Regions from separate parts of the Homo sapiens genome. Here region 2 is linked to region 1. The links are chromatin loops, found by intact Hi-C in ENCODE. Cell type or tissue: CD4-positive, alpha-beta T cell. All regions are shown on one strand. Links, peaks and the distances in the headings refer to the core of each region. The heading gives the core; the rest is flanking DNA.

Region 1 (15,214 bases), core at 2,297-10,296:
TTTAACAATTCCTGTTATTCTTAAGCCAGTATCTACGTCGATCTACATGCACCCATGCATGATGTAAAACAGAGCTTCTTTAGGTTGGCAACTGGATGGAAATTGAATGCTAGAAATGTGAAGTATGACTTACAAAAGTATTTAATAAGATTTTGTTTCATTTACAGAAAATCAAATTTAAAAGTCAGTTTTATTTCAAGAATTTTTATTTACCATTTTGACACTTATTAATTATAATTTGTAATTTTGCGTTTGACTTTTCATGTTAATGTTACAAGAAAAAATAACTTCTTTGAAAATAGATATGAGAAAATGCCTCTTTGATGTTTTCACATGTATTTTCTCATTTTTGATGAAAATATATTCAAATTTTGCATACTTTAAATACATTTACATTTTTAAAATCCTTTAGCTCATTGCTATCAATAGAACAAAATTATGTAAAAATGTTCATTGTAATGACAGAATCTGTGATCACGATGAAATTAAGGCAAAAAAATTAAGGAAGTAAATATATGATCGTTATAAATTATGAGTCTTTATTTTGTTAGTCATTCAAACAAAACAAAAGAATATTTAAACCTGTATGGCAATAATTGATTCAGTCGTTTTTTATATCTGCTAACTTTGGATCATGTAAAAACTATAGCTTTACCTAATTTTTCAATTTTGTCTTTATGCATATTTTTGAAGTATGAGAACAAACTGTATTTTTTCTAACTCTTTGTAAGCTTGATTGATATTTCTGTATATTTGGGCAAACGAGGGACTTTCTCTGCACTCCTGCCCTGGGCTCTGCATATGTTAGAGGTAGACCCTTCAGTATGAAGAGGATGAGGCCACACACACACAAACATGGAGGGCAGGCAGTATCCGTTTTCCTTTAAGTAACCACCTTTAGATGACTTCAGAACACCTTCAGCTTTTGTTTACAGAAATTTCGTTTGGCCTTTGTAGGAACTTTTCTCACAAGTCTTGCGTACCCAGCACGTAGCTCGGTGCCTGACACAGGAGCCATTCAATCAGCATTTGTTGACCTTCTGCACCTGACAAGCCACCCCGGGTGCTGTAGCTTCCACTCTTCTATTCATTACACATGAGAAGAGAATATGAAACCTCAACAGATTGTGACTGAAGTCTAGATGGTTTCATCAACAGCTGTACATCCCCCAAAAGGAGATACTGAATTGGATTTCACTCATAGGTCACAATTCGACACAACTGTAAACTGTCACCATCACCCTCAAACACAGGGGTGCCATCACTCCAGAAACAGGGGCCTGAAAAATCTTATTATTATATCCCTTAGGTGGCATGCATCACAGGGCACCAAAGTCCCCCCTTCCTTTGTTTCTGGAAGAAAAAGGACCGCCATGGGAACCGAGCTGCTGTATCTGTGAGTGCTTCACAGCAAGAGAAAGTGAAGAGGTGTGTGGGGTAGCAGAAGGCAGTATGACAACCCAGGCTGGGGAACAACAGCTGAGCTTCACATCACAAGGGGATGCATTTTCAGCCAGCCACACACACACCCCCCAGGATGCCAGGTTGCAAAACACTCAAATTCATCTGGAAGCAATAGCACCACCAAAGATCATTTTCACCAAGTAATGAAACAGGTCAGACCACCTTTTTCTTATCTACACATAACAGATTCATTTCTCCCAAACAGTAGGTATAGTATTGTCTTTGCCCCTGGGGTTAGTTCTTCTCAACCTTTTACACAAAATGGCACAGGTATAAAATAATATTTCTGTGGCACGCAGGGGTAAATGGGAGGCTGCTGTTCAAAGCAGGTGATTGGCCCAGGACTTCTGGCTGCTGCTGGCCCCAAGGAGGTGGGAGTCACAGAATTTTGGCACAGCTGAAATGCATTTGGCACAGGCCTCAGTCCATCCATTGGGAAGCCTTGCTACAAGACGATGCCTTTCCTAATACAGTTCCAGAAAGTAGATGGAAGGGGTCCTTTATAATCGTAGATGCACCACTCACCAAGGGAAGGGGCTGAAGAAAGACCTGCCATACATTGTGTGAAGTGGCTCTGCCTTCAATTTCATGGCCAAAGCACAGTCCTGCCCACTTGAAGAAATAGGATCTACCTTAGGAAGATGAGAGAGGTCCTTGGAGGCTTTACTCCTGATTTCCTCTTCTCGTACCCACTTTCCCACCAGGGAAGAGCTCCCTGCCCTACTTCGGGATCTTGACTTCCCTGGTGGGCTCCTCAGATTCTCCCCTCACTCAAACAGAGAGGGCCACCCAGCAGTGATGTTCCCTGCTCCTTTGGCAGAGCTTCCAGCCGCCTAAGATGCTGCCTCAACAGCATTTACATGTTTAGGCTTTCATCTCTAAGGAATTTTTCCGGGCATGGGGGTGCATGCCTGTAATCCCAGCTATTCTGGAGGCTGAAGCAGGAAGATCGCTTGAGCCCGGGAGTTCTGGGCTGCGGTGCGCTGTGCTGATCAGGTGTCCACACTAGGTTCAGCATCACTAAGGTGACCTCCTGGGAGCCAGGGACCACCAGCTTGTCTAAGGTGGGTGAACAGACCCCGCCCGGGTCGGAAACGGAACAGGTCAAAACTCCCATGTCCATCAATAAGGGGATCGTGCCTGTGAATAGCCACTGTACTCCAGGCTGGGCAACATAGCGAGGCCCCATGTCTAAAAAACAGAATAAAATATTTTTCTAGGAATCACAGTATCAGTAAGTAGGAAGCTCCTTGCTGCTGCTGGAAATGGGATTGCGTATGACATTGGTAGGATTAATAAGGTGGGTGCTCCTGAAATCACTCAAAGCCTTCTAGCATGACCCCAAAGGTGACCGATTTGCAAATGTTGATTAAATTGTTCCTCCAAGCAAATCTGGTGAGGATAAAATTAAAAGAATGCCTGAAAAGCATTTTTTAAATTTTGATTAAAAGTCCGTGGCACACAGCGAATCGGACACCCAGAGCAGAACATTTAACAACCTCTGCATGCCACAAAACTATTCACGTAAAGATCACATAATAATCAGTCATGGCCATTACTTTCTTGATGTTTTCTTTATCTTTAAAATCAACAATTAAAAATTTGGAAAGAAAAATAAATGCCAGCGTTGAAAATACTATTCAGACACAGAAAAATATTTTACGTATGAACTAAAATTTGTACTCACCAAACAAAAATATTACACCTTGCAATTCACACTCTGCTTCACTGTGTTAAATTTTTAACATAAACAAAATCTTCAAGCAGTGATGCAGACTGACGGAATTGAAGTAGTTTAAGTTTATATTTTTGTCTTCACAATTACAAACTATCATTCCTCCTTCTGAATCCACAGAAATTTTTATCTGTCTTTTGAAAAATATTCTGTTCATGTACAAAGCATATGTGTGTATGTATGTCTACCCGCATATACATGCACACACATCACCTTTTAAAATATTGTTAAATGTTCGGCAGGTTTCTAACTTCATTTAACACTATATATTGGAGATTGTACCATAGGTACTCTATTATAGTATATATCAGTTTGTATAAATCTACCTTATTTTTGTTGGCAATTGAATCATATTCTATTAAATTGATATACCATTTTGTAAAGGAATGTGTTGTACCCAGGGATGGAAGACATAAACTACACCCACAGTCAGAATTAATGCTTCCAGTTCATTACAAATTCACTCCCAAAATGAAACATAGTTCTGGATACATGTGTTGGGAGAATCAACCCGCATACCTGAATGTTCTCCAAATTACTTCCCGTTACTTTCCGCAGAGAATACAATTCCTTATTAAAGAAGACATTTAGAAACTGCTAAGACACCTCCCTATTTTATTACAGCTCAACAGTAACTGTATCAATTGTTCAGAATTTAGAGCATAACTTTTTGCACAAGATGACTTTTATCACAGGTATTATCTAACACTGCTTGTGTTTGGTGATAATAAAAAGTAGACTCAATATTTGGTTGATTTTACGCTTGTTTTAAAATTATCTGCAGAAAATGCATCCTGTTATTGCCTGCTCCAGGGAAGACCACTCCCCCGGCTCTGGCTTAGTGCATCCCTGCTAAACATTGTATCACTCCTTGTCTAAAATACAAGCTCTAAGGCTGCCTTCAATCAGCTCCCTGTTTTGAAATGAGATAAACAAATGGTGGAGAGCTTTGTTCTGTAACAAATCCTAATCTTTTTCTCTACTCTAGCACCAGCCAGTTGGCATAAAGGTTATAGACGATGGAAGGCAAAAGAGAAAATCATGTCAATAACTTTTTTTTTTTAAATGGAGTCTTGCTCTGTTGCCCAGGCTGGAGTGCAGTGGTGGTCTCAGTTCACTGCAACCTCTGCCTCCCGGGTTCAAGCGATTCTCCTGCCTCAGCATCTCGAGTAGATGGGACTACAGGCGCATGCCACCACGCCCAGCTAAATTTTTTTTTGTATTTTTAGTAGAGACGGTGTTTCACCGTGTTAGCCAAGATGGTCTCAATCTCCTGACCTCGTGATCCACCTGCCTCAGCCTCCCAAAGTGCTAGGATTACAGGCGTGAGCCACCTTGCCCAGCCAATAACTTCCAAACTCTTACCCCAGTGTCCAGCACCAGGACGGTGGCCACGTACATGCCCCCTACCAGGCCAAGAACTTTGTGTTAATAATTTCATTTAATCCTGTGAACCCTGGGAAGGAGATGGAAAAGTATTAGCATGCCCAATTTTCAGGTGAGAAAATGAAGGCTCAGAGAGATGAAGTGAATTACCCACAGCCTCACAGCTAGTGAGGGACGGAATCCTGATTTACACCCAGCCCACTTAGCTCTGAACCTCCAGCCCAGACCACTCAGGGAAGTAGGTGAAGAGTTAAATCCCTAACAGTCTAGAATGAATACGGTGATAAGTTTCTTAGATGTTCTCCCTTACTTGAAAGATAAGAGCAGCAAAATGGTACTAAGACCCTGGCAAGAAAGGTGGTTTTTGTTTCTCTCTTCATGCCGCCCAGCATGAAGACTGAATGCAGAAAGAGGAAGAGGACCATGACAAGGGCCACTTTACTGCAGTCACTGAGGCACTCGGGGGGGGGCATTTCACGTGCATCCTTGTCACACACATTGTCTAGCACCTGGCGTGCACCAAGTACCACTCCAGGTGCCACAGCAGAAACCTTCTCCTCCTATTCTATATCCTCCTATTCTGCATGGAGCCAGTCAAGGAAAATGTCACTATAAGGAAATATTGTCACTCTAAGGAAACATGTCACCCAGCCTGTGTCTTAAAGAACTAGCATTCTGTGTGGAAAAACATCTGGTTGATTCTACAAGCTGGGAAGACAAGAAGGAACATCATCCAACCACATGCTTCCTCCCTGAGAATTCATTTTCCAGCAAAGGATACACTTGGCCTTGGGGTTCGCCAGCCTGGTGGCCTGGGTGTGGGTCCTGACCTAACCATTATATTTCTTCAGCTGTTTTCTCCCAGAATCACAGCCATCTCCAGAAAGGCTGGCCGCTTCCTAAGTACAGAACCATACATTTCCAAAGTCCTCTGGTGGGATCAGGCACTCAGATTCCCAGACCAGCACTGTGACCACTGTTTCCATTGCTCCCTGGACACCCGTATATTCCAGCGTTTGAAACTTTGAGCTTTGGAACATCAGACCTGTTTCTCATCTTAAAGAAAAAGTTACATAGGAAAAATGAAACCATTGCCCTGAGAAATGCAGGAAAAAAACAAAAACAAACAAACAAAAAAACACCTTGAGCCTGAGAAGGTAGGAAGAAACAAAGCTAAGATTCAAACCGAAGTCTTCTAGCTCCACAACTCCTGTTTTTTCTAACTGTTTCTTTTCCTGCATAGCATCTTCTTGATCAATTTCTCAACTACTGATAAACCCATGTCACAGGCTTCAATGGCACTGTCCCAGCTGATGTGAAAATCTGTTGGTCTGGTATTTCATGGCCTTCTTTAAAAAAAAAGAGAGGGAGAGCCGGTCTCGACAGAGACCTCGGTAGATGCCAGACTCTGTGCTGGGTGCTTTCTACGCCTTGTCTCCTTTAAGTTTCATGAGAGCCTCATGAGGTCAGGACTATTATTTGGTTCTATTTGGGGGGGTTGCTAGAATTCGGAAATTGCCTTTGCTTTTTTCTGGGTGCCAAATCACTGAACCGCTGAACAGGACTCTGGTAATGCTAGTATCTGGAGCTAATGAGTAACTTTATCACAGAATGCCTGAGCAGCTGGAATAAGTGCTGGGAGGAGACACAGGTCCCGGCCCAGGAAAAACTCTTGTGGTTGGCAAATAATGCAGGATCTTTATGGTGGAAGATTTAATTTCCCTGTATGTGTTTTTTCTTACTTAAAAAAAAAAAAAAAAAAAAAACTTTCAGCACTTAATGCCCCATCACAGCAGCACAGTATGCGTGTCGTGCTAACATCTGGAAATACTTAGTGGTATTACAAACAGTTAAGGAGTTCACCCAGATAATCACATACAAATTGGACTCTAACCCAGATTCATAGTAGTGCGTATCAAGAGTGAAAGAGCATTAAGTTCCTGACTGCAATCTTCTCCTCTAGAGCTGAAACAGACATCGTTAGTTCAGGTTCCTGAGCCTGAAACAGGCTTGGAGGTCCTGGGTCTGTTTCCTGCTGGTAGACTCAATGGAATCCAGCAGAAATGAGGCCACAGGAGCCCAGGCTAGGCAGGGCCCTGGATGAGACAAGGTGTGACCCAGACAGACTGGAGGAAACTCAGTCTAGGGTATGAGAGCAAATGTGGGTCTATAGGCAGGGGATAGAGGGGAAGCAAGGGGTCAGGACCAATGGACAGCACCAAGCACTAGGGCTCAGGGCCAGACCATCAGCAAGAGCTCGGTGGCTGGGTCATCAGAAGCACAGCAAGCCACAGTCAGGACACAGGCCGGGAACACGATGCTAAGGTTAAGGCCCTTCCTGGCAGGTGCTTATGGAGGGGGGCTGTTAAACCCACCGAATGCAGACCCAAGTGGGGCTGGATGTGCACACACAGTCCCCTGCCACTCGCCGCTGCCTGCTGGGCCTTCTCCACTGTGGCTGTTACGTGTCTCCTCCCAGCACCCTCCGAGGCCGCCTTCTCCTATATTTCCAAAGCCAGTCTGTGTGTGCAGGCCCCTTGCCTCCAGAGGCTCCAGCTTCATCTCAAGAATCATTCGCTCTCTGTTCCAGTTCACCCCAATGCACCTCGCCTCCCATTTCTATTGCGAACAGAGCTCTCAGAGCCTTTCAGGGACTCCTGTGGCCATCACCAAACTGTTGGCCAAAGAACACAAAGGCAAACGAAGTACAAAGCCCCCTCCTCTTCCAGCCCTCTCGGCCCCCCACCCCACCCTAACTTGACAGTTGCTCTCTAGTGTCACAGAGTCTTCTATTTGCAGAAAGAATGCTAGGAGGATACACTGGGCTACTGGATATATACCCATGCAATCCCTTAACTACAAAACTAACCTCCTTTTCTTCCACAAACCTCCTTATAGGTTTATTCCAGACTCAGCAATTAACACCACTGTCCACTCAAAGCTAGAAACCCAAGGGCTACCCCAAACTCCTCCTCCCTCACTTCTCCCCATATCCAAACAAATACCAAGTCCAGTGATTTTTTTAATTCTAAAAACTTCTCACAGTTGTGCCCTCCTATCTACCTGGGCTCCACCATGACTCACATACCTGTGACAATAGCCTCTAAGTTGGACTTCTGGCCTCTAAGTGCTTCCAGGACAATCTTTCTAAAATATGAATTTTATAGTGAGCTTCCCTTCCTTGGAAGCCTTCACTGATCTCCTATGGGAGATGGATGGCATTTGCTCCTCATCAGAAATCCAAGACCCTGGGAGATATCAGTCCTTTATCTCCTCCAGCCTCCTCTTTCTCCCTGGTTCAGATCAGAGGGATTTAACCAGGACTGTGAATAGGCTGCAAAGTCCATCAAGATCTACCAAGATCATGTGCACAATGCCGGGCATATGTGTGCCAGAAATGGAGAGACTCCCAGTAGCTTTCAAATGTCTCTCAAGAGTCCATGGCCCAAACACAAGGTAAGAATCCTTCATATGGCATTCCTCCACAAGCTAGGCCCTGCTATCAGAAGTTTTCAAACATTTCACCATGAGCCACAGTAAGAAATAGATTATCCTGGTTTTGTTTTTGTTTTTGTTTTTAGGAGACAGGGTCTCACGCTGTCACCCAAGCTGGAGTACAGTTGTGCAATCATAGTTCACTGCAGCCTCAAACCCCTGGGCTCAGGCGATCCTTTCACCTCAGCCTCTCGAATAGCGAGGACTGCAGGCAGGCATCACCATGCCCAGCTAATTTTTTAATTTTTTGTAGAGATGGGGTCTTGCTATGTAGCCCAGGCTGGTCTTGAACTCCTGGCCTCAAGCAATCCTCCTGCCTCAGCCTCCCAAAATGTTGGGATTATAGGTGTGAGCCACCACACTTGGGCAGAAACAGATTATCTTTACACATAAGACAGAACGAAATTTTCACAAAAGAGTCCTTATTCTTACTACATTGGATATACTCTGACCTCTACTATTCTAGCTATTTTTTTAATGCTGACTGTGACCCATTAAACTGATTTTACAACCCACCCACCAGTGGATTCCAACCTGCAGTTTGCAACGGAGGTCTTGATATTGTATTGTCTTTATGATTCTCGGTTATTTTGTGTGCTCTTGATTATTTTTGGCCTCACAACCAGATTATAAGTTGCAACTGGATTGTAAGTTCCTTAAGGGCAGGGACCATGATTTATACATGTTCGATATTGCTTGTAGGACATAGTAGCCACATTAGAAATATTTTGATTCACTGAAACAAGAAAACATCTGGAAGAAAATGTGGGAAAGTCCTGAAACAAAGGCTTCTTGGGACAGAACTTGCCAGCTATTTCATGCATGGAGATGTAAAAATAATTATTTGATGAATGAGTATTCACTGGTTTGTACCTGTGGATGCAACAGGGTAGAGTCTGTGTGGTGGTGGCTCAGTGCAACCACAGCTTACATGAATCTATTTCCTAGGATGGGAGATACACAGGCCGGTGTAGTAGGAAATACATGGGGCTATGAATAGCTCAGCAAAAGCAAAAGATGTACTGTTTCATGTATTTTTTAGCTACAGGAGAAAAAAAATCATTATTGAAATAAAGATGCTGCTTTAAGAGCTAGAACCAGAAATACCATTTGACCCAGTAACCCCATTGCTGGGTATATACCCAGGGGAATAGAAATAATTCTGTTACAAAGATGCATGCACATGTATGTTCACTGCAGCATTATTCACAGTAGCAAAGACACAGAATCAACCCAAATGCCCATCGATAATAGACTGGATAAAGAAAATGTGGTACATATACACCGTGGAATATTGTGCAGCCATAAAAAAGAATGAGATCATATCCTTTGCAGGGACATGGATGAAGCTGGAAGCCATTATCCTCAGCAAACTACCGCAGGGACAGAAAAACCAAACACCACATGTTCTCACTTATGAGTGAGAGCTGAACAATGGGATCACATGGACATGGGGAGGGAAACGGCACACACTGGGGCCTGTTTGGGGGTAGAGTGGGGTGGAGGGAAAGTATTAGAAAGGATAGCTAATGCATGCTGAGCTTAATACCTAGGTGACGAGTTGATGGGTACAGCAAACCACCATGGCACATGTTTACCTATATAACAAACCTGCACTTACTGCACATGTATCTTGGAACTTAAAACTGAAAAAAAGAAAAAAACAAAGATGCTGCTTTGTAGATGACACCACAAGGTAAGGAAGTAACTTTTTTTATTATTAAATCTATCAATCGGTCTATAAGAATTTGTTGCTCTCTGCTGTTGGTGCTATACCAGGCACAGGATTTGGGGACTGTGTGCCTCCTCCTCTCCAGAGCATAAGAAACCAGTAGACATGAAAAAAGTAACAGATCTAAATGATGAAGGGTTAAACTGGTGGTGTGAACTCAAAGGGAAACGTTCAGGAAAGGAGACCTCACACTCTAAGGTGAATTCTTTATTCTAACCCAAAGCTAAAGTGCTAATATTGTCTTGGCATAAACAATACCACAGGAAACCAGGGGCTGGGCCAGCTAGAGGGCCTTTGTCAAGCACTGTGGCTGCTTCTAAGGGTAGAGAGGCTGCCCCGGGCTGGCTTGTGTGTGGAAGGCGGAGGGCTGCCCCGGGCTGCCTTGTGTGTGGAAGGCGGAGGAGACACTGTTTGGGATGTCGCTCTGCCCTCCACCCATCACAGCCCTCAAAGCCCCCACCTTTGACGGGGAGCGTCTTCCCTTTCCTGCACAAATGCCACTGACAGTGTTAATGGACTAGGCTGCTCCTCCTCTTGACTGTCCCACCCCAACCCCCCAATCCCATCATACACAGACCAGAAGGCACATTCTATCCACCACCTCGTTCTCCTCATCTCCAAAGTGAGAAAACAATTTCTGCCTTTTGTGGTTGTTGTCAGAGGGTGAACTGAGACCTGTGTCTTCAGGACCTAGAGCATAGTATGCACAAAATTAATGGTGGTTGCTAATGATTTTATTTTATTCCCTTCGTTGAAGGACTTGTATCACATTCCTGTGTTTGCCTCTCTGACCTGCCAAAGAGCATAAGGGCTCAGAGGGAAGGAGATACAGCTAAAAAAAATAAAATAAAATAAGCCCTTCTATGGTTTGAGTGTTTGTCCCCTGCAAAACTCATATTGGAATGTAAGCCCAGTGTGGCAGTGTTGAGAGGTGGGGCCTTTAAGTGGTGATTGGGTCATGAAAGCTCTGCCCTCATGAATGAATTGATCTATTCATGGATTAATAGATTAGTGGGTTATTGGGTTATCATGGGAGTAAAACTGGTAGCTTTTTAAGAACAGGAAGAGAGACCTGAGCTAGTACGTTCAGCCCCTTACCATGTGATGCCCTGCACACGTCATCCTCTGCAGAGAGTTCCCAGCAGCAAGAAGGCCCTCACCAGATGCGGCCCCTCCACCTGGGACTTCCAAGCCTCCATAACTATAAGAAACAAATTCCTTTTTTTAAAAAAAAGGAATGTATTACCCAAATTCAGGTATTCTGATATAAGCAACAGAAAATGGACTAAGACAAGCCCCAACCCTGCCAATGCCCAGCACAATGCCCAACACACTTGTGCATGCCAGCTCCCAGGCAACAGTGGCAATGGCCGGAATAAAAATAGCCCAGGCCCCCAGGATTTGAGTAAACAGCAGCATTTCATTTTTCAAGTGGAATTTGGCTGAGGCAACGGCACATTGCACCTCCTTTACCAAACGACATTCGCTTCTCCCACACCTCACCTCACCCAACCCCTCGCTGACCACTTGGAATTTAGGGTGATTCACCTGGGCCCCAAAGCCATCACCCCCCCACAGAGGGCAGCAAAGGGACAAGCGGCAGGGAGGATCCTTTGTTCATATCTCCCTGGATGTGCTCTCCAGAGGCAAACTCACTCTCTACGAACTCGAGTCCAAAAGCATGAGAACAGGAGGAAATGTTCGGCTGGGCATTTCTTAATCAAACAAAATAAACTCGGCTACAAGTAGCTTCGAATCTGCCCTCTGGGAGCAGTTCTCTGCCTTTGACACTCTCCCTGGAGACCCATGCTTTGGAAAGGAGATTTAAGATTCCCACCGTAGAGTAAATGCACTCTTCAATTGCAATGCAGCAAAAATGGCCACATATCGGCCATGATAAACCCGTGGCCATATAAACACAGGCTTCTCTCTCTTCTCACCATGGCCTTTGAATCATAATAAACTTCCCTTGGGTTTTGGGTAGTTGTGTTTTTGTTGCATTTAGTTTTTTTCCAATGTATTTAAATGCCAACCACTCCCTCCTCGTTCATATTTGCATTATGGACAAGCTCGTGCCTTTCAGTACAAATAATCCGATGGCAACACGTGGCTACCAACTTGCCCCGTTTCTAGGAAAAGCTGAAGCTGATCATCCTCACCTCCTTGGTGTGAGAACACAGGACCGGGGGGCCTCCGATCTCCTCCTGCCCATTCTGCATATGAAAGAGGGAGTGAGAAGGAAGCCGCAGGGCCTTCTCCAAAACACAGCGGGGCACTGCTTGCAGGTGGCCCGCCAAAGCCGTTCTGTTGTTCCTCCATGGCAGCAGCATTTCTACCTGGGCATACGGCCTTCCAGAATAAACACCACCTTCTCAGCCTCCTTTGCCACCAGATGTGGCCATGTAGTAAGGGCTAGGGAGCAGCAAGTAAGCTGAAGTGCCCTGTGGCTGCACTTGGCGTTTCTTCTTTGTCCCCTCTTCCTTCCTGCTGCCTGAAATGTGGGTGCCGCCATCTCCGACCACGAGGATGAGGAATGGCTTTGTAGACAGGTACTTTAACAAGGACAGAGCTGAGGATCTAGGGAATCTGGGCCCCTGAGGACTTGGTGGATCACTTCCCTCTGGACTTGGTTTATGTGGGAGAAATAAACTCCCATCTTGTTTAAGCCATACTTACATTGATTGGCCCTTTTGTACCTTGGAATTGAGGACACCCCCCACCTCCCCCACTTTGCCTCCTTTAGGGGTTTCCAGGCCAGACTGTCCCCGAGTAGTGATCGGCCTATGGAATTGAGGGTCCCACCACCACCCTCACCTTGCCTCCTTCCAACAATTCTGTCCCAAAACAAAGTCGCCACTGAAGATGGTTAGATTTGGGCAGGTCTAATCCACTAGATCCTGCCTACAAAGCCATTCCTCAACATGAGAACCAAAAAGCACCAGTCATCGCCCAAGCAGCCTTAAGATGGTGTTCAGAAAAGCAGAGCCAGCGGTCCATCCTTTCATTTCTCACTTATTTTATGAGTGAGGACTCTGCACCAGGCACTGGACTAGATCCTGGAGATACAGCTGTAAACAGGACAGACTGGGCCCTGACCTCCCGGGGAAGGCTCACAATTCCACAGAGAACCAGGAGCTGCAATAAGATGAAGGATGCATGATCAGGGCAGCGTGAGGTACGGTGGGTGCATGGCTGGGGCTCTGCCTGGCCAGGGAGCGTGTCCTTTGACGTGTGAGCTGAGACTTGAAGGGAACTTACAAAGATGTCCACTCATCCTGCATTTATCAGACTCATTCTCACTGGAGGACAAATGGCTAGGACCGGCTAAGGGAGAAATATGTACAAGAGCTGGGAGGCAGAGGTGGAGGGGCTCACAGGAGGGGCTCGCTAAGGCTTATGCATCGCCACTCTCCGCTGGGTCACCATGCCATCAGCCACAGCTGGCCTGGCATCACCTCTGGCTTCCATGCATCCTCGTCTTCAGCTTCAGGTGCACCTGCACCTGGGTCAGTCCAAGTGCTGGATCGGGTGTGGGTGCAGCTCTGTAGTGGGGGGCACCAATGTGGTGAGGACAGAGATGGCCACTGTGTCCTCATAGGCTCCACTTTCCCTCTTCTCTCCTCCCCACAACTCACCCTGCTGACCTACAGTAGAGACCTCAGGCCAAACACCTGGATCAAAGGCAACAGCCCTCCACAGGTGTCTTCACCTGCTCCCCTGGGTGGTCCCAAGCAAACACTTGCCTCTGATCCCCACACAGTGTCCTCCCAGATTTGACTTCCCAGCTTCTCCCATGATGGGGCAAGCCTGCATCCCTCTAATCAATCTCTCATTCCTTTAGCTTCATAAGCATTCTGCTTTTCTCTGTCAGAGTCTAACTGATCCAAACATCAATGCGGTGACATTTCAAGAAAGCCTATAGTGTTGTTCCAGATTACAGGACATATAAATATAGTGAATAACATTGGGACCTTTGGTGAAATGTGAATCTGGCCTTTATGTTAGACAACAATATTGGGTGTGGTAAACATATTGTGGTTATGTAAGAGAAAGTCCTTATTCCTAGGAGTTGCTAAAGTATTTAAGGGTGAAGAGCCATAATGTCTACATCTTAATCTCAAACTATTCAGCAAAAAACAGGAATAATATCTATACCTAGAGGGAGAGAAAGCAAAATGCTCATTTATAAATTCACAGGAAAGATATACTATGCTTGCAACTTTTCCAAGGTATGAATTATTTCCCAAAAAAAAAACAAAGAATACAATGGAAAGATGAAAAAGCGTAAGGAGAATGGGAGGTAGACAGAAGCAGGCTGGGAGGAGGTGCTGAAGAGAAGAGCTTGGAACTCCTGAGTCGCCGAGGCTGATCACTCTTGGGGGACAGTCTAGCCTGGACACTCCTAAAGGCTGGGGGAAAGAGCCACACGGTGTCCTCTGGCTCTGGGCCTCAGCCTCCCCACATGTCAACAGCCACCTTCCTAACTTTGTTTGCCCTGCTATTTATAGAGCGATCACTTTTCTACATAAAGCCCCGAAATAGAAGTGTTGAAAGAGCAGCTGGTGCCTCACGGGAACCTAATAAAACGTCTGTTTCCAAACAGGCCTGCTTCTCTCTGTCATAAATATTCTGTAGTTCTTGCACTCTCATTCTGTAATAGCAGGCACATTTGCATAAAAACAGGATTCAGTTTATTAAGAATTTATCCCTTCCCTGCTGTTTACTGCCTGCCTGAAGATTCCCAGGGTCGCACATGACGTGACCCGGGGTAGGGTCACACCTGACTTTAGCCCACAGATGAGGGGTACCCCACAAAAAGAGAGAGTGAATGGGCCGGGCGAGGTAGCTCACACTTATAATCCCAGCAGTTTGGGAGGCTGAGGCGGATGGATCACCTGAGGTCAGGAGTTCAAGACCAGCCTGGTCAACGTGGTGAAACCCCATCTCTACTGAAGATACAAAAATGAGCTGGGCATGGTGGTGGTGAGCGCCTGTAATCCCAGCTACTCAGGAGGCTGAGGCAGGAGAATCACTTGAACCTGGGAGGTGGAGGTTGCAGTGAGCTAAGACGTGCCACTGCACCCCAGCCTGGGCAACGCAGCAAGACTCTGTCTCTAAAAAAAAGACAGAATGAAGGCATAAAGAAGGGTGTGGACATCCGTGGGCTTCTATTCCTCTACTACAGCAAAAAAAAAAAAAAAAAGAAAGAAAAAAAGAAAAGAAAAGAAAAGAAAAACCCATAAAATTTGACACACATACACACACGCCAAGCGAATTAGCTTGCCAGGTCCCTAGGGGAATGTTTGGTGGGGCCTGGAAGGGCAGCCATCACCGGATGGAGAGGCAGACGCCTGAGATGGCCTTTAGGGTCCTCTTGTCCCCTGAGACTTCCTGTCTTTTTT
Region 2 (15,214 bases), core at 3,585-11,584, 140 kb after region 1:
GTCACGTTGCAGCATCTCCATCACCAGCCACCCACTGGCAGGTCCTTGGGCTGTGTGAGAAGGGGACGAGATCAGCGTCCAGGGTAGAGCCCAGAGGGAACCACAGGCAGCCCCTCTGCTCACAAGAGGGGCCCATGCTCCCCACAAATGAGGCACCCCGTGGCTGGGGCACCAGGCTCATCAGGCAGATTTCAGCCCTCACAGTTTGCACAGCCTTAGAGCCCACACAGCCCTGGACAGCATCAACCACTATGAACTCCACAGCAAAGGTAGCAGAGTGTTCAAAGTGATGCTTTGGGTTCCAAGCTACTTTCAATGGGACGGGAAATAGTCTAGAACCTGATCCACAACCTGTGAGCCTTCTCACCATCCCCACCAAAAAATATAAAGAGTGGGCCAGTTGAGAGACATGATTTTGAAGAGAAGATTGCCTGAGGGGTGTCTCTGTGGAGAAAGCTGTGCTTCCTGAAGGGAAGTGGGGGCCTCCCCTCACCTCAAATTCGTGGGTTTCCACAAAGCTTCTCAGAGAGCTCACCCTGGGATTCCCTCTCACTGATGGCAGAGAAGGCCAGAGCCCTTACCATCCAGGAAATCCAGACGGTGGGTGTCAGGCTGCAGGAGGCTGATGAAAGCCCCAACCGTGTCAGGCCTAACCCCTGGAGCCTATAAATGTGGCCTTATTTGGAAAGAGGGTCTTTGCCAATGTGATTAAATGAAGGATCTCTGGATGGGGAGATTATCCGGGATTAGCCCTAAATGAGATTACATGAACCCTAAATGCAGTTAGCCATTTCCCTACAAGAGAGGGGTAAAGGGAGGTTTGCCCAATGCAGAGGAGACGGTGATGTGACGCAGAGGTGGGGACTGAGTGATGCGGCCACAGGCCAAAGGTTGTCGGCAGACACCACGAGCCGGAATCAGCAAGCTGGGGATTCTCTCGACAGCCGCGGAAGGAGCAGGGCTGTGCCCACACCTTGATTTCAGCCCCCTGATCGTGGTTTTAGACTTCCGTCCTCCAGGACTGTGAAAGAATAAATTTCTGTGTTAAGCATCGTAATTTGTCGTAATTTGTTAGAGAACCACAGGGAACTAATGTACAGGATGACTACTGCCTGCTTTTTAAATTATTTTATTTATTTATTTATTTATTTATGAGACAGAGTTTCACTCTTGTTGCCCATGCTGGAGTGCAATGGCACAATCTCGGCTCACTGCAACCTCTGCCTCCTGGGTTCAGGCAATTCTCCTGCCTCAGCCTCCTGGGTTCGAGCAATTCTCCTGCCTCAGCCTCCCAAGTAGTTGGGATTACAGGCATGTGCCACCACACCCAGCTAATATTGTATTTTAGTAGAGATGGAGTTTCACCATGTTGATCACGCTGGTCTCGAAATCCTGACCTTAGGTGATCCACAAGCCTCAGCCTCCCAAAGTGCTGGGATTTTGGGCATGAGCCACCACACCTGGTCCTGCCTGGTTTTTTTAAATAAATTTTTGTGTGTGTGGACTGGGCACAGTGGCTCAAGGCTGTAATCTCAGCACTTTGGGAGGCAGAGGCAGGCTGATCACTTGAGGTCAGGAGTTCAAGACCAGCCTGGCCAACATGGCAAAACCCCATCTCCACTAAAAGTACAAAAATTAGCTGGGCATGGTGGCGTATGCCTGTAATCCCAGCTACTCAGGAGGCTGAGGTAAGAGGATTGCTTGAACCCAGGAGGTGGAGGTTGCAGTGAGCTGAGATCGCACCGCTGTACTCCAGCCTGGGCAACAGAGTGAGACTCCGTCTCAAAAATAATAATATTTATTTTTGTAATGACATGGGGTCTCACTATGTTGCTGATCTTGAACTCTCGGCCTCAAGTGATCCTCCCTCCTCAGCTTCCCGAAGTGCTGGGTTTACAGGAGTGAGCCACCATGTCTGGCCCTGCCTGCTTTGATGCCAGAACCAGGAGCATGCAGTGGGTTGGGGTTGGCCTCCCTCCCAGAGCTTGCGGGGGCAAGCCACACAAGAGGGTCAGAACCAGCTGAAGCCACACAGAGAGGTAACCAGCATGAGGTCTGCTAGGGGCCTGACCTATAAGACCACCTGGAGGGGCAGAAACCCTAGCAGCAAAAAGCTCGAGGTAAACCCAAGGGACCAAAGCAAAGAGTCTCAAATGATCACCAATAAGAGACTCCAGGAAGTGCAGACCCACATGGGAGCCCCGGCAGGAGAGAGGGCAGCTTTCAACCACAGCCAGACCCAAAGGATGCACAGCAAGCTGCCCATGCACCTACTCGGGTGAGAGCTGTCCTGGGCCCTAAAACCCCTCACCCAGCTCCAACCTTGGGAGAAGGGGCACAAGGAGCCACAGGAAAGGACAGAAGCCAGCCTCATCCCTTTCCCATGCAGACTTCCAGCCCTAAGCAGCCTCAGCTGGAGCAAGAAGAATGGTTTGAAGTTTTGACTAATATCTTGGCCTGGACATTGAAATTCCAAATGGAGACTGGTTTTTTTTGTTTGTTTTGTTTTGTTTTGTTTTGTTTCCATTTAAAGCAACCATCAGACAGACTATTTCCTAAGAGGAGCAGAAAAGTCCAAGCCTGCCAGGGTCTGGGAACATGAATCCGGCTGAATAAACTTCAGAGGGGCAGCACAGGACAAAAGCTAAAGTCGCCTTCCAATTGCATTGCAAGCTGTGCTCGTTCCACACACCGGTTGCACACAGGCTGGTGAAAACATCTTCAGTGGAACTGAGAGGAGCCAAGTTCCCGTGAAAGGAAAACATGCAAATCTGTTTTCAGTATCACTTTTAAGCTTCCTGAGTGGAGTCTTTGGCCTGGAATGACTCGCATTGACGTCAGCCCGAGGCAGCCATATCGCAGCAGCTGCCATCCCTTCCTCACCCGCGGCCTCCGGGGCAGAAGACACACTGGTTTTGTTTCATGGGAGATTAAAAACAGTTGCTGCTGTATCCATAATTCACAACCCCTGTGATCACCGGGGCCAGGAATACTGAGCAAAAAGCACAAGGCGTCCACATTAAAACCAAGGGCAGCCGGGCGCAGTGGCTCACCCCTGTAATCCCAGCACTTTGGGAGGCCAAGGCGGGCGGATCGCCTGAAGTCAGGAGTTCAAGACTGGCCTGGTCAACATGACGAAAACCCTGCCTCTACTAAAAATACAAAAAAATTAGCTGGGCGTGGTGGCTCATGTCTTTAGTCCCAGCTACTTGGGAGGCTGAAACACAAGAATCGCTTGAACCCAGGAAGCGGAGGTTGCAGTGAGCCGACATCATGCCATTGCACTCTGGCTTAGGTGACAGAGTGAGACTCTGTCTCCAAAAAAAAAAAAAAAAAAAAAAAAACACCAGGCCTGGTGCGGTGGCTCATGCCTGTAATCCCAGCATTTTGGGAGGCCGAGGCAGGCAGATCACCTGAGATCAGGAGTTCAAGACCAGCTTGGCCAACATGGCAAAACCTATCTCTACTAAAAGTACAAAAATTAGCTGGGCGTGGTGGTGGTGGGTGCCTATAATTCCAGCTACTCAGGAGGCTGAGGCAGGAGAATCGCTTGAACCCAGGAGGCGGAGGTTGCAGTGAGCCAAGATCGCGCCACTACACTCCAGCCTGGGCGACAAGAGCGAGACTCTGTCTGAAAAAAAAAAAAAAACAAGGGGAGACCCATAAAAAAGATGCCAGAGATGGGGATCATGGTCAGCTGGGACCCCGCCCAGGGCACTACACGCTTGCTGGTTCTCCTGAGCCTCAAGGCGATGGGATCTACACCACACATCTGAGGCTCTGATAAACTGCTGGAAACATGGGCTTATGCATGATGCTGCTTTGTTTTACGGCACTCTGTGAGGGAGACAGGGCAGGTACCCCACAGCCCGGAATGGACTCCTCTTGCCTCTGGTCTCCTACCAGAGCAGCAGTCCCCCAGGAGGAGAAAACAAGCTCCTTCCCAGGGCTGCACTGGGGCTGGTGGCAATGGTGGCAGTGTCGATGGTCATGTGGCCTGCCTTGCACTGGTGGCCAGGACCCTGACTCTACTTTGAATCTTCTGGTTCCTTCCAGCATCCAGGACAAGGCCCTGGCAGTAAAGCCCAGCTCCACACGGCTCCTGCAGCATGGAGCTGGTTCTCCTCCAAAAGTCCTGAGAGATGTATCATTTATCAAGCTGGTAGATAATTCTGCCCCTTTCTGTAGTGCCTCTCAGACATATCCCATAGGTAATTGTTGCTTGAAGCCTCTATTAAAATGTGAGGCGACAGAAGCCAGTAGACTGTGTATCCCTTTCCTTCGTTTACTCTCAGGTTAAAATGGTCTTTCTGACTAAGCCAGTGATTGGGGCATAAGGGAAGGAATGTGAGTGTGGGGAAAGGGAGGTGGGGGAGAGGGCTGGTGTGCACTGCTGCACTCCCTGTGGTTTTGAGATCCTTCAAATAGAAGCTGTGAATATGTGGCTGGGTGCAGCGGCTCATGCCTGTAATCCCAGCGCTTTGGGAGGCCGAGGCGGGCGGATCACTTGAGGTCAGCAGTTCAAGACCAGACTGGCCAACATGGTGAAACCCTGTCTCTACTAAAAGTACAAAAATTAGGTGTGGTGGCGGGTGCTTGTGATCCCAGCTACTCGGGAGGCCGAGGCAGGAGATTTGCTTAAACCCAGGAGACGGTGTTGCAGTCAGCCGAGATCACACCACTGCATTCCAGCCTGGGCAACAGAGCGAGAGACTTTGTCTCAAAAAAAAAAAAAAAAAAAGCCAGGTACAGTAGCTCACGCCTGCAATCCTAGCACTTTAGGAGGCCAAGGCGAGTGGATCACCTGAGGTCAGGAATTCGAGACCAGCCTGGCCAACGTGGCGAAACTCCGTCTCTAGTAAAAATACAAAAATTAGGCTGGGCGCGGTGGCTCATGCCTGTAATCCCAGCACTTTGGGAGTCCGAGGCGGGCGGATCACGAGGTCAGGAGATCGAGACCATCCTGGCTAACACGGTGAAACCCCGTCTCTACTAAAAATACAAAAAAAAATTAGCCAGGCACAGTGGCGGGCGCCTGTAGTCCCAGCTATTCTGGAGGCTGAGGCAGGAGAATGGCGTGAACCTGGGAGGTAGAGCTTGCAGTGAGCCGAGATCGCGCCACTGCACTCCAGCCTGGGCGACAGAGTAAGACTCCGTCTCTAAAAAAAAAAAAATATATTAGCTGGACGTGTTGGCATGCACCTGTAATCCCAGCTACTCAGGAGGCTGAGGCAGGAGAATGGCCTGAACCCAGGGGGGCGGAGGCTGCAGTGAGCCTAGATCATGCCATTGCACTCCAGTCTGGGCGACAAGAGTGAAACTCCATCTTAAAAAAAATAAAAAAATAGAAGCTGTAAACATATGGCTGTGCCTCAGGACTGCCCGGCTTCAGCACTGCTCTGAAGTCAGGGCCGGCAGAGAGCAGAGCTTACTACCAGAGGACGTGAGTGTGAATCCTGCAGCTGGCTGCACCACTTGTCTGAGCGGGACACCAAGCCCAGCTCTGGCTACTGCCACTGCTTCTCCCTAGGGGCCTGCCCCAAGCCCCACTCCTGGGCTGAGGTCTGGCCCCTCCCCTCCCCTTGCTAATCATAGTGCCCTGTCATAGGTGATGTCATTTCCCAGTACACTGAGAAACGCGAGGGTGGGAGCTTTGGCCTGTCCAAATCCCAGCACCCATCACATAAAATGCAAAATGAAACACACCAACCACAGATAAAGTCCAGATGGTATTCTTATTGCTGGCATTGCAATATCAGTAAGTATCAGCAAGTAACGATCATTCCCCACACCTCCCTTTCTTGGGTCTAAGGAAAACTTGTAAGGTTGTGTGGATCCACGTCGAGGACTGTCTGCTTGGAGGTGGGAGACTCTTCTGGGGAAAGGCAGATGGTGAAGAAAAACAAGAGCTGTTTTGCTGTTGTTGCTTTTAATCAATCTTTTATTCACAGCTACAAACTTTAATCAATTATGGATAAAACACAAAAGCTTTTTGAAATGCTGATAAAGGAACCCATACCGAGAGACCAAATAAAATCCGAGTGCTGAGCTGGCCATGGGCTTGGCAGGTCAGCAGCACATGGAGGCACAGAGATGGTGGCACCAACAGAAAGGAATGTGGGAAAATTTTGTCCCCCAGATAATATGAATAGAACAGTAAAATGAGGTTCAGGGTTGAAATGGCAAAGCCAACGTTGCTGTCATTCTCTTGGGTCCCTTCCATGTGCTGGGCTACGATTATAAATGGGGCATGCTGGCTGCATGCCAGGGGCTCCTGGCCTCCAGGAGACAGACACTGTCACACCAGGCTGAGCAAGTGCCATAAAGTCAGGGATTGCTTGGGGCCAGGAGTTAAAGACCAGCCTGGGCAACACAGCAAGATGCCATTTCTACAAAAAAAAAAAATAATAAATAATAATTATATATATATATATATATATATATATTTTTTAGCCAGGCGTTGCAGTGCACGCCTGTAGTCCTAGCTACTTGGGCAGCTGAGGTGGGAGGATGGCTTGAGTCCAAGAGTTCGAGGCTGCAGTGAGCAATGATCAAGCCAATGCACTCCAGCCTGGGTGACAGAGCAAGACAAGACCCCGTCAATCAATCAATCAGTAATAAAACAGGCCACTGGCCAGATTTGGCCTACAAGGCAGTAGTTTGCCTGCCCCTGGTTCAGATTAGAAAATATAGAGTTGAAATCCACTAGCATAGTCCCTCCAAGTCCTGCTTTTCTTCCCCCTTCCTATTCCACATGCCTGGATATTTTGTCATATCCAGTGATTCCAAGACATTGCTAAATGATCTGAAGATTACAGTGAGCTTGCCTTCATCTAAGCTCAAGAGACTGCAGTGCATAAAGATAATTTGTTCAACAGAGTGAGAACTGCTTTGCCAGGAGCGCTGAGTGTTTTAGTAATCAATCAATCAATCAGTCAGAGAAGAACTCATTAGGCGCATGGTGCTGTTCCACACTGGAGATGTGCAGAGCGTTGAGGCTGGATCCTCACAAGTGTTGAGGCTGGATCCTGGCACGTGGGTTGGTGAGAAATTCCTACTTCCCTATTGCCCGGGTACTCATTGCAGTTTCACACAGTTTTAGTTGTGTATAATCCTTGAGAGTCACATTTTCCATTTCTTAACCTATACAATGAAGAAATTCAACTAAATGGCAATGTGATTTTGTGTGTGCACCAGGGGACTTCTCAGCGAGGGCTTCTTGGAGATGTCTTGAAGGCGGCCATGTGCCATGTACGAGGACTGGCCTCAGGGCAGGCTGAGCCATGGGGGAGGGCTCTTAACTTGAGCCCCAGAGATGGAGGCTGTAGTGAGCCATCATCTCGCCACTGCACTCTAGCTGGACAACGGAGCAAAACGCCATCTCAAGAAAACAAAAGTATTCATTGTTTATATGAAATTCAATTCAAATTTAGCTGAGCATCTTGCCTGTTTATTTGCTAAATCTGGTAGCTCTCTAGGGAGAGAAGCAAGTTCACATTTGAGTGTCTGGACCTCCCAGCAACATACTAGTTGGTTCCTACAACCTGTGCGTGGGCATCAGTGCATGGAAATGGCGACAGGGAGAGATAATAAAACAGAAATAGAGGAGGGTAAGTAATTGAAGCCTCAGTATTTTTGCTGTCATTGCAAGAAGAAGGAAATGCTCTGACATATGGTGTAGATGAAGAGTTGAAAACTCAATGTCAGCCAGGCGCAGTGGCTCACGCCTGTAATCCCAACACTCTGGGAGACTGAGGTGGGTGGATCACCTGAGGTCAGGAGTTTGAGACCAGCCTGGCCAACATGGTGAAACCCCGTATCTACTAAAAATACAAAAATTATCCGGGCGTGGTGGCAGGCGCCTATAATCCCATCTGCTCAGGAGACTGAGGCAGGAGAATCGCTTGAACCCAGGAGGCGGAGGTTGCAGTGAGCCGAGATTGTGCCACTGCAGTCCAACCTGGGTGACAGAGTGAGACTGTCTCAAAAAAGAAAGAACAATGCCACAAGGACCTGGACAAGGAGTAAAAGTAAGTCAAGTGGAATGGATATAGCCACAGGGAACAGTGGGGACATGGGACACTGCGGGGGGTGCATGCCCCGCCTAAGAGGTCTGCTGGTACCTCGCTCCAGCTCACTCTGCCATGTGATCTTCAGGGCTCAGTGTGGAAGAGCTGATTCTCCTCAGGTTGACAGTCCTGGTAACCTCAACTGTGGATAGTGAGGCTGATTTCAGAAAGAGTTTTGGAGAGCCCGCAGAGTTCATGAGTAAAGCTGAATATAGTCCCAGCCTCAGCAAATGAAGGCTCCTTCAGCACTAAACCAACTACAAGCTTCACCTGGAAGCAGCACTGCCAGATAAACACAAGACACCCAGTTAAATGTGAACTTCAGATAAACAATGAATACCCTTTCTGTATAAATACATCCCAAATATTGCATGGAACATATACCCAAAAAATATATATTTGTTGGCCAGGCATGGTGGCTCACACCCATAATCCCAGCACTTTGGGAGGCCAACGTGGGAGGATTGCTGAAGCCAGGGGTTTGAGACCAGCCTGGGCAACATAGTGAGACCCCATCTCTACAGAAATAAAATAATTAGCTGGGCATGGTGGTGCACACCTGGTAGTTCTAGCTACTTGGGAGGCTGAGGTGGGAGGATAACTTGAGCCCAAGAGATGGAGTCTGCAGTGCACTCTGATCCTGCCATTGAACTCTAGCCTAGACAACAGAGTGAGACTCTGTCTCAAAAAAAAAAAAAGTATTCATTGTTTACATGAAATTCTATTCCAATTTAACTAAACGTCTTGCCCTTTTATTTGCTAAATCTGGTAGCTCTCTAGAGAGAGAAGCAAATTCACATTTGAGTGTCTGGACCTCCCAGTAACATGCTAGGTGATTCCTATGTACTCTCCTTGATGCCAAAAGATGGATGTTCTAGAACCGTCTTGGCCCCTCACCAGTTGTATGTTCCCTGTCCCTCTGAGCCTCGGTTTCCTCATCTCTTAGGTGGACATGGGAATTCCTATCTCACAGGATTGTCACAAGGATGAAATGGAGTAAATGTAACGGCATATCGTACGGTGTCTGAGACAAAGCAGACACGCAACACATGTTTGCTGCTGAGTGAAATTCCTCACCCTCAGAATGACGCTTTGTTCTCTCACTGAACCTGTCAGGACCCGTCCAGGCTGAGACCAGGGGAGCGTGTCACTCCCACAGTGGCAGGCAACATCATGTGGTCTTCAGGGCCTTCAGGGGGAGCGAGCGAGGAACACAGGAGCTGTGCTCCTGGTGAACCATCCAGATAACAGTTCAGAGGAGAATGAGGGCCCTGGCTTTCTGTTCTTTGGGGTTGGAAGCCACGAGTACAGAAGACTCCTTTTCCATTTGGGCTTTGCCACCATTCTTCAGCAGCATGGCAACTGCTGCCAGCAGCACAAGGATGGTTTCTAATGCACCCAGAGAGTTCTTTGAGGGGCTCGAAGAGACCGAGGACCAGCTTCAGCCACCTTCCCCCCTCCGGCCTGAAGCCTCTCGAAAGCCAGGCCTGAACACGGAACAGCTGGGAAGCCTTCGAGCATTCCAAAGAAGAAATGGAACTTGGGGCATGAAGAGCTTCATTTTATCTGCTTCCTTCCCTGGATGCCTGAAGGGTGACACAGGAGGTGCCTGCCAGCGCCGCATGCTGGTCCGCCTGCAGACGGCCCTGTCCACGCACACACAGACACGTCCCAAATATTGCAGGAAGATCTCTTGAGGGAGCTCATTTAACTCGGCTTCCCTTGGAAATAAAAGTGACTGAATTCTTTCACTAGGGCTGCCATAACAAAGTGCCACAGCCTGGGTGGCTTCAACAACAGAAACGCCTTGTCGCCCAGTTCTGGAGGCAGGAATTTGAGATCGAGGTGCCAGCAGGTTGGTTCCTTCCGAGGCTGTGAAGGATGGATCTGTTCCAGGCCCCTCCTCGGCGTGCAGGTCTACACGTTCACATGAAGTTCTCCCTTCACAGCCGCCTGTGGCCAAATGTCCCCTTCCTATAAGGACACCCATCACGTTGGATTAGGACCTACCCTCACGACCTCATTGTAACTTAGTTACCTCTTTAAAGACCCCATCTCCAGGCCAGGTGCGGTGGCTCACGTCTGTAATCTCAGCACTTTGGGAGGTCGAGGAGGGTGCATCACTTGAGGTCAGGAGTTTGAGACCAGCCTGGCCAACATGGCAAAACCCCATCTCTACTAAAAATACAAAAATTAGCCAGGCATGGTGGCATGCGCCTGTAACCCCAGCTACTCAGGAGGCTGAGGCAGGAGAATCACTTGAACCCAGGAGACAGAGGTTGCCGTGAGCTGAGATCACACCACTGCACTCCAGCCTGGGAGACAGAGTGAGACTCCGTCTCAAAAATATACATATATAAATAAAATAAAATAAAATAAAAATAAAGATCCCATCTCCAAACAGGGTCACGTTTTTAGGTACAGGGGATTAAGACTTCAACATATGAATTGGGAGTGGAGGGGGACAGAATTCAACCCACATCAGTTAACTTATTGGAAAGAATAAAGTCCATTAATCCAAAAGTCTGCTGTGGTAGATATCACAAATATTCCTCTTCTACATGGATGAATCTCAAAATAATTATGCTGAGTGAAAGAAGCCAGACCAAAAGAGAACATGCTGTGTGATTCCATTTATATCAAATTCTAGAAAATGCAAACTAATCTATACAGCAGCAGAAAGCAGATCAGTGTTTGTCTGGGGATTGAGGAGTACGGATGTCACAGGTGTGGAGATGGCAAAGGATCCCAAAGAAACTTCCAGCAGTGATGGAATATTCATTATTGTGATTGTGGGGGTGGTGGTTTCATGGGCATATGTGTGTGTCAAGCTTATCAAACTGTAGACTTTAAATATGCATATTTTATTATGCATCAATTAAAATTTCATAAAGAGTTAGGGGTTTTTTAAGAATAAATATGGCCAGATGTGGTGACTCAGGCCTATAATTCCAGCCCTTTGGGAGTCCAAGACAGGAGGCTTGCTTGAGGTCAGAAATTTGAGACATAGTTGGTCCAAGTGTTGTAGGTTATTGTTAAGCTGATTTAACATTGTCTCCCAAAATAACCACACCTGACTAGCTATTAAAAAAACAGTTTAAGACCAGGCTGGGCAACACAGCAAGACCCCATCTCTATTAAAATATTGTATAAAAATTAGTCAGGCATGGCGGTGTGCACCTGTAGACCTAGCTACACAAGAGGCTGAGATGGGAGGATCACTTGAGCCCAGGAGTTCGAGGCTGCAGTTAGTTATGATCAAGCCACTGCACTCCAGCCCCTGGACAGCAAAGTGAGACCCTGTCTCAAAAAATAAATAAATAAACGAACAAATATTCCACTTCTTCTTCCCTTCTGTTCTTTTGTTGGGCATGTGGTAGGCATGTACTTACTTCCCTGTTCCCTTCAAAGTAAGGTGTGGCCGTGAGACAAGTCTTGGCCATGAGATGCTGGCAGAAGTGATAGGTGTCACTCACAGGTGGATGTGTTAAGAGCCAGTGTGTGATTCAGCACTTTCCCTTTAGTGCCATCCCTGCAATCATGGAAGGATGAGTCAAGATGGAACCTCCAACCACCTGGGTCCCTGCCATGACCAGCGCCGCCTGCTGACCTGCGCTAGATGTACATCACCAGTAAAAAAAACCCTTTGCTTTTTTAAGCCACTGAGATTTGGGGCTTGCTTATTACTGCAGCATAACCTAAGCTCTGCGGACAGTCACCTACAAGTGTGAGAGTCTGTCATTCAGCTGTGGCCCCGCTGGAATCAGGCAGGAGACGGAAGCCACACAACTAGAGGGTGAACCTAACTAACCACCCAGACTCCTCCCCTCCCCAAAGCCTTGCTATACTCTGGTCCTTTTTGCAACACAGTAATATGCATAAAGGGGTACACACTTGCTTTTCTGTGTAAAAATGGCCCCCAAAAGAAAGCTAGCTGCTGGTGGTGGCAGTGGAAGTGAGAAGGAAGGCAAGCAGTCCAGCAAGCTCTGAAGGTCAGAAGCGGGTTGTGTAGCCGGAGGCAGAGGTTGCAGTGAGCCAAGACCACGCCACTGCACTTCAACCTGGTGACAGAGTGAGACGCCGTCTAAAAAAAAAAAAAAAAAAGAAGCGGGTTGTGTAAATGACATTGGTCCTGTATTCGCACATCATGGCATGGAAACCGTGTCTCACAGCTGCCAGTTTTGTCTTCCTACATTGTTGGAGGGGGTCATATGCTACAGAGGTGGTCTTGAATTTGAGGAGTCACCAAAGCATCAGAATTTCTATGATGCCTATTTAGCAAAATGCATTTCAAACACAGGTGATCTTCCTGCACAAAGAGGCAGACTGTAATGAAGAGAAGACACGAGGCTTGCTTCGTGCCACCTGGGGAGAGTGTGGAGCCATGGTGCTTGGTTTCAGCAACTCCGCCAGCTTTCTCTGGGCCCCCTGGCAGACCCTGAGCCTTCCTGGCCCCTGAGGTCTATCCATCAAGCTGGCTTACATGGCCTCTGAGGTCCTCTTCAGCTTGAGGTCCTGTGATCATTCAGGGCTGGGCATCTCATCTCCCGCCCATGCCTTGGTGCTTCCTACATACAGGACATTCTATGACACACTTTATGTAATTCTGAGTTATTCCTCACAGCAAGCCTAGGAGGGATATGCTATTATAATCCTGGTTTTACTCCTCATGAGGAAACTGAGGCTTGACAAAGTCAAGTAATTTGCCCAAAGCCACATACCCTTACAAGACAGAGCCAGAAATGCAGTCCTGATTTTCAGAGCGTGTGCTGCTGCTTCTCAAGCACATGCTCAGATCACTCCACATTCTTTCTCATGGATTTTTTTTTTCATTTTATCTTTGCCTTTTGTTAGTAGTACGAAAAAATTACGGTTTATTGTGGGTTGTCTGGATGATACCCTCATAACCAGGAATTGCCCTTCCATGTTGGAACCAGCACCTCCATTTGTGCTCACAATCCGGCTCTAAGGGGTCTCCTAATGAAACTGCATTTAACATTTTTTTTTTGGGGGGGGATGGAGTCTCGCTCTGTCTCCCAGGCTGGAATGCAGTGGCGCAATCTCAGCTCACTGCAACCTCCGCCTCCCAGGTTCAAGCGATTCTCCTGCCTCAGCCTCCTGAGTAGCTGGGATTACAAGCACCTGCCACCATGCCCGGCTAATTTTTGTATTTTTAATAGAGACAGGGTTTCACCATGTTGGCCAGGCTGATTTTTAAAATACTTTATAAAAAAAAGAAAGAGAGAGAGAAGGAAGGAAGGAGAGAGAGAAAGAGAAAGAAAGAAAGAAGAAAGAGAAAGAAAGAAAAGAAAGAAAGAAGAAAGAAAGATAGAAAGAGAGAGAGAAAGAGGAAAGAAAGAGGAAAGAAAGGAAGGAAGGAGAAGGAAGGGAGGGAGGAAGGAAGGAAGAAAGGAGAAAGAGAAAAAAAGGAAAGAAGGAAAGAAGGCAGGCAGGCAGTGGAGACAGTTATCCCCATCCCCCACCCCCCAGAAATAGAAACATTTAAGAGCTCCAAGTTTTTAAGAATTATTTTAATACACTTTTCCTGCGAAACTCAATTCAAGGCAGCTTCAAGGTAAAAATGCTTATATTTGGCATCTGTCCTTGTATTTTTAGGCACCTTGATGCATTCACACTCACTACGCTCACACCCAGAAGACCCCCAAGAAATCCGCTTCTTTGTGCAGATAAAGGAAATGCAAACTGGTCATTCTGGAAACCAGGGTCAATTCTAGATTTCTAGAAGCCTGGCTGTGGGCCTCAAGGCCCTTCATGAAAGCAAGGGCCTCAGATTGACCCTTTCCAAGCATCCCCTACCAGGAGGGGAAGGGCACAGATTCTCAAGGGACCGTGGTGCATGCAGGTAAACCGAAACCTCTAGGCTGGCACGTGGCACCACTGCCCTGGGAGACAAGCCATCCCCGCTCTCTGTCTGGATGGCCTGGTCAATGCAGTGTAGATCATGGATGTGATTTCTCTCACTGATATTCGGGGGATACAATTTAAAATGTATCCAAGTATCTGATGGAAATAAGAGGGAGCTACAGAAAATGACTCAAGCTGAGGACATATAGGAAGGAATCGGTTCAGGTGTAAGGAAGGATTTCTGGGGAACTTTCTTCCTTGTGTTCATCCCTCCCTCTTTACATAAGGTCTTGAGTCACGAGCACCTTGTGTTAGATGCTGGGCTACAAAATGATCAAAACAGAAGGCCTGCCCACTGAGAATACACACTTCCCTGGGCCACATCCACCCTCCAAAGTAATCCCACCATAACAGGGCAGCTGTCATCATGGAAGGACTGCCCACGTGCAGAGGGGCCCAAGAAAGTGGTCTTGTCCTCAAAGCAACTTGAGATGAGGATCCTGTGTCATCCAACAGCTACAGCTTAGGCAGATGAATAGCGGCTTCCCTGGGCCCAGGCAGTCCTCCAATTCATAAAAGCAAACAGGCCTGGGGCAGTGGCTCACGCCTGTAATCCCAGCACTTTGGGAGGCCTAGGCAGGCGGATCACAAGGTCAGGAGTTTGAGACCAGCCTGGCCAACATGGTGAAACCCCGTCTGTACTAAAAAAAATACAAAAATTAGCCGGGCATGGTAGCATGCGCCTGTAATCCCAGCTACTCAGGAGGTTGAGGCAGGAGAATTGCTTGAACCCGGGAGGCGGAGGTTGCTGTGAGCTGAGATCACGCCACTGCACTCCAGCCTGGGAGACAGAGCAAGACTCCATCTCAAATAAAAAGGAAGGAAGGAAGGAAGGAAGGAAGGAAGGAAGGAAGGAAGGAAGGAAACAGAATAGTAGGTTGCCAGCTGGACTGGTTCTAGAGGTTGGAGAGGCCAAGTTCCTCCCATGACAAATCAGGAAACTGAGGACACACTTTCACGGCCAGTTCTCCAGCAATGTCCACTAGCATCCCAGGCTCTCTATCTACCTAAACAAAGTCGATTCCCCCTGCCTAGCAATTTAATGTATGAGGGTTTTTTTTTTTATGGTAATGAGTTGGAACTGAATACACACTAAAATGCAGCGCAAATCACTGCGATGAGAGCTGAAAAATGCTAATCTCTCTCCAACATCTTCAGTGCCATTCTCCTGAAACTACCTGCTCCAGCAAGGTTCCCGTGGGTTAATTATTGCTGCAGAG

What was found. A loop is a pair of places that touch in the nucleus more often than their neighbours do. Peaks named below come from ENCODE experiments on the same cell type or tissue, not always from the same donor. Only the 100,000 strongest peaks of a DNase experiment are listed, where the experiment ranks them.
Region 2: it touches region 1 in a loop (2.0-fold over the local background); 2 of 110 quality-filtered maps call a loop at or near these places.

Annotation. Positions count from the first base shown.
Region 1 is chr1:234,901,832-234,917,045 of GRCh38, forward strand. It overlaps the pseudogene RN7SL668P. Among named protein-coding and RNA genes, the nearest start is that of LINC02971, 48 kb to the right of the region's middle. RefSeq lists enhancers at 11,143-11,888, 11,889-12,633. In CD4-positive, alpha-beta T cell, for the core only: no CTCF peak of the experiment used is centred there; a DNase peak (open chromatin) is centred at 10,110; H3K27ac peaks cover 805 bases.
Region 2 is chr1:235,045,489-235,060,702 of GRCh38, forward strand. No RefSeq gene overlaps it. Among named protein-coding and RNA genes, the nearest start is that of LINC01348, 17 kb to the right of the region's middle. RefSeq lists enhancers at 1,891-1,940, 2,654-2,948, 5,506-5,575, 9,770-10,269. In CD4-positive, alpha-beta T cell, for the core only: no CTCF peak of the experiment used is centred there; a DNase peak (open chromatin) is centred at 7,043.